Regions from separate parts of the Homo sapiens genome. Here region 2 is linked to region 1. Evidence: read pairs that join two places in POLR2A ChIA-PET (ENCODE). Cell type or tissue: endothelial cell of umbilical vein. All regions are shown on one strand.

Region 1 (5,000 bases):
AAATAGCTGGGTGTACTGGCATGCACCTGTAGTCCCAACTACTCAAGAGGCTGAGATGGGAGAGTCGCTTAAGCCTGCGAGACACAGGCTTCAGTGAGCCAAGATCATGCCATTGCACTCCAGCCTGGGAAACAGAGCAGGATGCTGTCTCTCTCTCTCTCTCTCTCTCTATATATATATACATATACATACATATATACACACATACATATATATACACACATATATACACACATACATATATATACACATACATATGTATACATACATATATATACACATACATATGTATACATACATATATATATATATATATATATATATATAATTTGGCATTTAATGATGAGGTAGTGAAAAGCATCCCCATATACTCCAGAGACCCTTTCCTTTCATATCCCTTTCAGTTTTTGTTTGTTTGTTTGTTTTTGAGATGGAGTTTCACTCTTTTTGCCCAGGCTGGAGTGTAATGGTGCGATCTCGGCTCACCCCAACCTCCGCCTCCCAGGTTCACGCGATTCTCCTGCCGCAGCCTCCCAAGTAGCTGGGATTACAGGCATGCACCACCATGCCCGGCTAATTTGTTGTATTTTCAGTAAAGACAGGGTTTCTCCGTGTTGGTCAGGCTGGTCTTGAACTCCCAACCTCAGGCTATCGGCCCACCTCAGCCTCCCAAAGTACTGGGATTACAGGCGTGAGCCACCGTGCCCGGCCTCATATCCCTAACTTTCATTGCATCCCTTACTGTGCAAAAAATGGGCTAAATCTCAGCCCACTGAGGTCCTTCCAGCTAAAGTCTGGAAACAGAATTAATGAATTCTGGCTGTAGAATTAATGATCATCACTATGTATGTATATGTGTCTGGCACATTCTCAAATTTGTGATTCCTCTTATTTTCCATCACACGCCAGGTATTTTGTCTTCCCAGGTTGACACGTAGAAAGAAAAGTACTATTTATTCTTTTATTCTTTTTTTTTTTTTCGAGACAAGATCTCACTCTTGTCTCCCTGGCTAGAGTGCAGTGGTGTGATCATAGTTCATTGCAGCCTTGAACTCCTGGACTCAAGTGATCCTCCCACCTCAGCCTCCCTAGTAGCTGGGACTACAGGCACACACCACCACACCTGGCTAATTTTACTTTATTTCTTGCAGAGATGGGGTCTTGCTATGTTGCCCAGGCTGGGCTGGAACTCCTGGACTCAATTGATCCTCCCAGCTCCACCTCCCAAAGCACTGGGATTACAGGCATGAGCCACCATGTCTGGCCTTTAATAGTGCTTTCTTTCTTTCTTTCTTTTTTTTTTTTTTTGAGACACAATCTCACTCTGTTGCCCAGGCTGGAGTACAATGACACAATCTCGGCTCACTGCAATCTCCGCCTCCCGGGTTCAAGCGGGTCTCCTGCCTCAGCCTCCCAAGTATTTGGGACTACAGGCACGTAGTCACCACACCTGGCTAATTTTTTGTGTTTTTAGCGGAGACAGGATTTCGCCATGTTGCCCAGGCTGCTGACCTCAGGTGATCCACCCGCCTTGGCCTCCCAAAGTGCTTGGATTATAGATGTGAGCCACTTTGCCTGGCGAATAGTGCTATTTTTTTAAAACACCTACTGAATATCTGAGTGAGTCCATAAAGTCCTTAAGATGGCCAAAATATCGCTTTGGGTGGCTGAGGCAGGCAGATCACTTGAGGTCAGGAGATCGAGACCAGCCTGGCCAACGTGGTGAAACACCTTCTCTACTAAAAATGCAAAAATTAGCCAGGCATGGTGGCACGCACCTGTAATCCCAGCTACTCAGGAGGCTGAGGCAGAAGAATCGCTTGAACCTGAAAGGCGGAGGTTGCAGTGAGCCAGGATAGCACCACTGTACTCCAGCCTGGGCCACGGAGCGAGATTTCATCTCAAAAAAAAAAAAAAAAAAAAAAAAGGCTGGGCACAGTGGCTCACACCTATAATCCCAGCACTTTGGGAGGCCAAGGCGGGCAGATCACGAGGTCAGGCGGTCGAGACCATCCCAGCTAACACGGTAAAACTCCATCTCTACTAAAAATACAAAAAATTAGCCGGGCGTGGTGGCAGGCGCCTATAGTCCCAGCTACTTGGGAAGCTGAGGCAGGAGAATGGCGTGAACCCGGGAGGCGGAGCTTGCAATGAGCGGAGATCGCGCCACTGCACTCCAGCCTGGGCCACAGAGGGAGACTCTGTCTCAGAAAACAAAAGGCCAAAATAATAACACATCTTTGCATTGGAGTTATTTTTTGGATATAGCTCCCCCAATGTACACATTGGGTGTTGTTAACTCAAACAGAAAGTATCAGAGAGACTCTTGAATCTTGGTTTGGTTCCTCATTGGCTGTGCAAACTTGAGCAAGTTCCTTAACTTCTCTGAGTGCTTATTCCCTCAGCTGTAAAATGGAGCAAATAGTGCCTTCCTAGATGAGTGTCAGGATTAAGGGACTCAGTCTAGTCCCTGCCGTATTGAGAATAAGCAATAAATGGTCATTATTGTTATAATAATTTTGGTCATTATTTATGAAAGTGGTCTAAAAAGTCACTTTTTCTTTATGATTTGTGCATTATTTTTGGAGGGTAGGGTCTTATTTAGCAAATATTTTCCAGCTCACTCTGCCCTGAAGATCATATTTTCTTCTCAAAGTTTTAGTTTTGTTCTTTCCCATTCAGATCTTTAATCTATCTAGAATTCATTTTTATGTGGGAAGTGAAATCCAGTTTTTCCCCAGATGGATAATAATTGACACAGCTCCTTTTCTTGAAGAGTCCATCTGTTTCCTCCGTCCGGTATCATGTTTCCACATATGCACGTGGCTGTTTCTAGGCTCTCTCATCTATTCCACTGTTTCTTTTCTGTCCTAACAGCAATGTGTCTTAATTACCATAGCTCTATAATATGTTTTTATATCTGTTAGGGTGTGTGTCTCATGATGTTCTTTTTCTTTCTCCCTTCCTTCCTTCTTTCTTTCTTTTTCTTTCTTTCTTTTCTCTCTCTCTCTCTTTCTTTCTTTCTTTCTTTCGTTCTCTTTCTCTCTCTCTCCCTTCCTTCCTCCCTCCCTCTCCCTCTATCTCTTTCTTTCTTTCTCTTTTTCTTTCTTTTTTCCCCCTCCCCTCCTCCTCCTCCTCCTCCTCCCCCTCCTCCCTTTCTTCTTTTTTTGAGACAGACTCTCACTCTGTCGCCAGGCTGGAGTGCAGTGGCGCAATCTTGGCTCACTCACTGCAACTTCCGCCTCCCAGGTTCAAGCGATTCTCCTGCCTCAGCCTCCCCAGTAGCTGGGATTACAGGCGCGCGACACCACGCCCAGCTAATTTTGGTATTTTTAGTAGAGATGGGGTTTCTCCATGTTGGCCAGGCTGGTCTCAAACTCCTGACTTCAAGTGATCCTCCTGCCTCGGCCTCCCAAAGTGCTGGGATTACAGGCATTAGCCACCACACCCAGCCTCTTCTTTCTCTTCCTCCTCCCCCTCCTCCCCTTCCTCTTCCCCTTCCTATTCCTCTTCCTCTTCTTCCCTCCTCCTCCACCTCCTCCTTCTTCTTCATAGAGATAAAGTCTCACTATGTTGCCCAGCTGTTCCCAAACTCCTGGCCTCAAGAAATCCTCCTGCTTCGGCCTCCCAAAATCGTGTGCTGGGATTATAGGTGTGAGCCACCACACTCACACCAGATGTTCTTTTTCTGCAAAAACCTTGGCTTTTTGATCCTTAGCTCTTCCATATAAATTTTAGAATCAGTTTACTAAGCTCTGCCCACATACAGCTAAAACATGTTGGGATCTTGATAGAAATTACAGATTAATTTTGGGAGAATTGAAATAGTGATGATATTGCATTTCCCATCCATGAACATGGAATACCTCTGTAAATTTAGACATTCTTTACTCTGACTGCCAATACAGTTTTGTTAATTTTTCCTCAAAGATCTTACATATCTTTTTTTGTCTGTTTTATACCTAGGAACTTCATATTTTGTTTTAGCAATTGCTTTTGGAACTTGGTTAACAGCATCGTCTTCTGTCTCACTTGAATCTGACACAGAGAGTTTTTTATGTTTTTGGTTATTTTTTGTTTTACTTTTTATTTTGAAATTAAACTGATGAAAGTTGCACAGATAACACTAAGAAACCTGTTTACCTTTTACCCAGGTTCAGCCAATATAAAGATTGATACATATCCTCCCTCTCTCCCTGTATCTCTTTATATTTATGTCTATATATAACATATATATACACATACATATATATTTCCACGTGTGTGTGTGTGTGTGTGTGTGTCTCCACTTTTTTTTTTTTTTAGTGAGACTAAGTCTCAGTCTGTCACCCAAGCTGGAGAGCAGTGGCACAATCTCAGCTCACTGCAACCTCCACCTCCCAGGTTCAAGTGATTCTCTTGCCTCAGCCTCCTGAGTAGCTGGGATTATAGGCGTGTGCCACCACGTCAGCTAATTTTTTGTATTTTTAGTAGAGATGGGGTTTCACCATATTGGCCAGGCTGGTCTTAAACTCCTGACCTCGTGATCTGCTCGTCTCAGCCTCCCAAAGTGCTGGGATGACAGGCGTGAGCCACTGCGCCCCGCCATTTCCACATTTTTTTGAGATGAGGTCTCACTCTATTGCCCAGGCTGGAATGCAGTAGCATGATCATGACTCACTGAAGCTTAGAACTCCCAGGCTCAAGCAACCCAAGTAGCTAGGTTCCCAAGTAGCTAGGACTACAGCTTCCCAAGTAGCTAGGACTACAGGTGTGTGCCAACATGCCTGACTAATTTCTTTGATTTTGTAGAGATGGGGCCTCACTGTATTGTCCAGGCTGGTCTCGAACTCCTGGGCTCAAGCAATCCTCCCACCTTAGCCTCCCAAAGTGCTGAGATTACAGATGTGAGCCATTATGCCTGGCAGATTTTTAATTTTTTAAAATTATATATATATACACACACATATATATGTATAATTTTTTTTTTTTTTGAGATGGAGTCTCGCCCAGGCTGGAGT
Region 2 (5,000 bases), 850 kb before region 1:
GAGAATGCCCCCTTTCTCGAATTAAACGGTTCAGACCTGTTTAATTTTTTTAATTTTTTTGAGACAGGTTCTCGCTCTACTGCCCAGGCTAGAGTACAGTGGTGCAATCATAGCTCACTGCAGCCTCCAACTCCTGGCTCAAGTGATCCTCCTGTTTCAGCCTCCTGAGTAGCTGGAAGTATAGGTGTGTGCCACCATACCTGGATAATTTTTTTATTTTAATTTTATGTATTTATATTTTTAGGGCCTGGTTCTTGTTCTCTTGCCTAGGCTGGAGTGCAGTGGCATGATAACAGCTCACTGTAGCCTTGGCCTCCCAGGCTCAAGTGATCCTCCCATCTCAGCTTCCCACATAGCTGGGACCACAGGTATGTGCCACCACATCTGGCTAATTTTGTAAAGATGGGGCCTTACTATGTTGCCCAGGCTGGTCTTGAACTGGCCTCAAGCAGTCTTCCCACCTTGGCCTTGCAAAGTGTTGGGATTACAGCTGTGAGCCACTGCACCCATTTATGACCCTTCTGGGAGCCACAGAGCAGGATGCTCAGCCTAGGTTGGTGCTAGGTGAATGAAGAGAAGCCTGAACCTGGTTAGAGTCAATGGGCTTTGGCCAGGGTCTCCCCCAGCCTCTCCCCTGTACTTGCAGGTGAGAGGAAAGGCCAAGTTTCTCTCCCAAGTGGTCCTCACCTGCTGAGAGGCATCCATGTCCATGAGGTCATCCTTCTCTAGGACTGGCTCGCTGTCGGGGGATGAGGCCTCTGCAGGGATCACCACCACAGGGCTGATATGTTCTGACAGGGCTGAGGCTCGCAGGAAGTTGGGTGGGTTCTGAAGACGGAGACACATCCTCAAATAGTGCTTGCTTGCCAGGCCCCGCCGGCCCTTAAGAGAGTACCTGGGGCCTCTGCAGTGCCGAGGGTGTGTGGTTGGGCATGCTTACCTCAGGCAGCTGGGGGATCTGAATGAGCCGCTTGAAGTACTGCAGGTTGCTGGAGCGGTAGAACAGATCTTTCAACCTAGGGGTGGAGAAGGACCTGAGGGGTGCTGGGTGTCTTCATCAGCCCCATGTAGGGGACAGAGCAGCCACCTGGCTTTCCTGCCCCCTCCCCAGCCCAAAGGCACAGGCTGTCAAGGAGATAAACTCCATGGTGCTGGGATTCAATTATGATGCTGCAGAGGATTATTTAAAGCTGGTCCTCAGTGACCTGCTGGTGAGGAAAGAGTAATTCATGCTACAAATCCTTTGGAAGAGTAGATAATCAAAAAGCTAATTTCTTCATTGCTGTAGAACACATGTTGTTATTTTGCAGATTTAACTTCCGAGGAGTGTTTGGTTTAGAGTAACATTAAAAGAAATTGACTTTCTCTGAGGATAAGCCATCTAACCATAGGAAAAGGGAAGGGAATTTTACTACAAAGGTAGCTCTCTTCTTTCATTACTTCTCTTTGTTTTTGGACTATTTGTTCTCTCCACAATTAAGACTATAAGTTCCTGGGAAGTGGGGACTGAGCTCCGCTGAGCTGTTTCCCATAATGCCAGGGACAGGGCAGCCGTTCAATAAACACTTGGAGAATTACAATCGTTTGGTACTATGTCCTAATCTTGGGTGGATATGCACATGAAGAAACCAATATTTTTTTTCTCTCTCTCTCTCTTTTTGTAGAGGCAGGGTCTTGCTCTGTCACCCAGGCTAGAGTGCAGTGGTGCAATCAGAGCTCATTGCAGCCTTGAATTCCTGGGCTCAAGCAGTCTTCTGCCTCAGCCTCCTGAGTAGCTAGAATTACAGGGATGCACCACCATGCCTGGCTAATTTTTAATTTTTTGGTAGAAACAGGCTCTTGCTGTGTTGCCCAGGCTGGTCTCAAACTCCTGGCTTCAAGCAATCCTACTGCCTTGGCCTCCCAAAGTGCTGGGATTACAGGCATGAGCCACCACATCTGGCAAAATCAACATCTTTTTCTCATTCTCAAATCTCTATTTTGAATCTAAACACTGAAGACCAAGAAACCTAAGAGAATCCAGACTTATATATTCTTCATTTTTATTTTGTTTGTTTATTTTTTGAGATGGAGTGTCGCTCTTATTGCCCAGGCTGGAGTGCAATGGCGCGATCTCGGCTCACTGCAAGCTCCACCTTCCAGGTTCAAGGGATTCTCCTGCCTCAGCCTGCTGAGTTGCTGGGATTACAAGCATGTGCCATCATGCCTGGGTAATTTTGTATCTTTAGTAGAGATGGGGTTTCTCCATGTTGGTCAGGCTGGTTTCGAACTCCCGACCTCAGGTGATCCGCCCGTCTCGGCCTCCCAAAATGTTGGGGTTATAGGCGTGAGCCAATGTGCCCTGCCTATTTGTAAATATTTTTTTGAGATTGGGTCTTAGTCTGTCGCCCAGGCTGGAGTATAGTGGCAAAATCATAGCTCACTGCAGCCTTGACCTCCCTGGGCCCAAGGGATCCTCTCACCTCAGCCTCCAAGTAGCTGGGAGTACAGGTGTGTGCCACCACACCTGGCTAATTTTTTGTGTGTTTTTGATAAAGATGGGGTCTCTCTATGTTGTCCAGGCTGGTCTCAAACTCCTGGGCTCAAGCCATCTACCCACCTTGGCCTTCCAAAGTGCTGGGATTATAGGTGAGAGCCACCATGCTTGGCCTGTTTTAATTTTTTTAGAGACAAGGTCTTGCTGTGTCACCCAGGCTGAAGTGCAGTGGAACGATCAAGGCTTGCTGCAATCTCAACCTCCTGGGCTCAAGCGATCCTCCCACCTCAGCCTCCTGAGTAGCTGGAGTTAACTACATCTATTCTGAGATGAAAGGGGTACATGGGCCTTAAATCCTTTGGCCTGCAACAATGAACTTTCTCCAGCTTAGTCCAATAAACGAAACCCCCAGGGTCTCGTTACAGCCTGTCAGATCCCAAGACTTAGGCCTGTCTCTGTCTCTGTGACATCACTGCTGCTTCCCCTGAATTCAAGGACAGTGAGGTCTCAGACAGCAGCCGTGTCTGTGTGGAACAGCAAAGTGGCTACTCAGGGGAGATGTTTTTCTAAGCTAGAAGCAAATGAAAGGAAATGAAATCACCTGACCACACATCCCCATCTTGCTGGTTTGGAGCCAACAGTAACAGGCTCAACTGCTTTCACAAGCTACCGGAATTTGACATTCCAGGAAATCAGCCTCAGGGCCTGTCTCCTTGGACTAAAGAAGCCATTTATCACAGAATATGTACTCGGCTTCTCAAATGGAACAGGGGTACCAGGAGGTGGGTACAACCACACACTTGTCCTTCGCTTGCTCCTGGGGAACCAGGCAGAGAAGCTGAAACTTGGCATTTGGGAGTTATGGTCAAGGGTGAGGAAATTAACAGGAAAAACAAGAGAGTGCACTTTTACACAGCTAAGTCAGGAGGCCCTTCTCAGCCCCCTCTGTCCTCCCAACTCTCACTCTATTATCCTTCCCTTTTGCCTGGTTTCGCCTCCCCTCCCCTCCTTTCCTTTTTTTTTTTTTGGATGGAGTCTTGCTCTGTTGCCCAAGCTGTAGTGCAGTGGCATGATCTCAGCTCATTGCAACCTCTGCCACCTGAGTTCAAGCAATTCTCCTGCCTCAGCCTCCTGAGTAGCTGGGATTACAGGGCTAATTTTTGTATTTACAGTAGAGACAGGGTTTCATCATGTTAGCCAGGCTGCTCTCAAACTCCTGACCTCAAGCGATCCACTTGCTTCGGCCTCCCAAAGTGCTGGGATTACAGGTGTGAGCCACTGCACCCAGCCTAAGTAAAGATCTTTTGTTTTTGTTTTTGTTTTGAGATGGAATCTCATTCTGACGCCCAGGCCTGAGTGCAGTGATGTGATCTTGGCTCACTGCAACCTCCACCTCCTGGGTTCAAGCGATTCTTCTGCCTCAGCCTCCCGAGTAGCTGGGATTACAGGTGTGCACCACCATGCCCTGCTAATTTTTTAGTAGAGACGGGGTTTCACCATGTTGGCCAGGCTGGTCTTGAACTCCTGACCTCAAGTGATCTGCCCACCTCGGCCTCCCAAAGTGCTGGGATTACAGGCATGAGCCACTGCACCCGGCTGGTGTTAGCAACTTTTATTGAGGCGGCAGTGCACAGCCAGCAGCGGAGGTCCTGTTCCTTGCAGCGCAGGGCTACTCCATACGCAGTGAGCCCAGAATAGCAGCTGTTACATTTATACCCACTTTTAATTATATGTAAATTAAGGGGCAGATTATGCAGAAATTTCTAGAAAAAAAGTGGTAAATTCCAGATTGTCAGGTTATTGCCATGGAAAGGGGCGCTAACTTCCGGATGTTGCCATAGCAATGGTAAACTGTCACTGCACACTGGTAGGTGTGTCTTATGCAGAGGTGCTTCCGCCCTTTCCCTGTTTTACTTGTCCTTAATTTGGTCCGATGCCCAAGCCCTGCCTCCAGAGTCCAGTCTCCCATCCCACCTCAGAAGCAGGTCATATTTGTAGGGTATCAACCAAACCTGCTAGTGGATTGGACATGGGGGATGAGGAAAATGGTGACTTCCAGATCTCTGGCCTAAATGGATGATGGCAGTATTTGTTGAGATAGAAAAGAATGGGGAGGGGCTGGGCACAGTGACTCGCGCCGGTAATCCCATCACTTTGGGAGGCAGATCACTTGAGGTCAGGAGTTCCAGACCAGCCCGGCCAACATGGTGAAATCCTGTCTCTACTAAAAATACAAAAATTAGTCGGGCATGGTGGTGGGCGCCTGTAATCCTAGCTACTGAAGAGGCTGAGGCAGGAGAATCACTGGAGATGGGGAGGCTGAGGTTGCAGTAAGCCAAGATCACACCACCGCACTCAAGCCTGGGTGACAGAGCGAGACTCTGTCTCAAAAACAAAAACAAAAACAAACAAACAAAAACAGAATGGAGAGAGAAAGGTTTTTTTTTGTTTTTTTTTTTTGAGAAAACCTAAAGTACAGTTTGAGATTTAAGTATGCTATACAGATGTCAAATTGGGGACAAGA

Evidence for each region. Peaks named below come from ENCODE experiments on the same cell type or tissue, not always from the same donor. Only the 100,000 strongest peaks of a DNase experiment are listed, where the experiment ranks them.
Region 2: POLR2A ChIA-PET joins it to region 1 with 9 read pairs; 1 of 35 experiments calls an interaction of 5 or more read pairs at or near these places.

What each region holds. Positions count from the first base shown.
Region 1 is chr7:76,416,648-76,421,647 of GRCh38, forward strand. It overlaps a transcript of ZP3 not described here. Among named protein-coding and RNA genes, the nearest start is that of ZP3, 5.8 kb to the right of the region's middle. RefSeq lists an enhancer at 4,485-4,779 and a silencer at 4,485-4,779. In endothelial cell of umbilical vein, no CTCF peak of the experiment used is centred here; a DNase peak (open chromatin) is centred at 2,804.
Region 2 is chr7:75,562,248-75,567,247 of GRCh38, forward strand. HIP1 (huntingtin interacting protein 1) reads right to left here. Exons shown (of 31, transcript NM_005338.7): 10 at 941-1,016; 11 at 688-828. Among named protein-coding and RNA genes, the nearest start is that of SPDYE5, 72 kb to the left of the region's middle. In endothelial cell of umbilical vein, no CTCF peak of the experiment used is centred here; a DNase peak (open chromatin) is centred at 3,094; H3K27ac peaks cover 1,655 bases.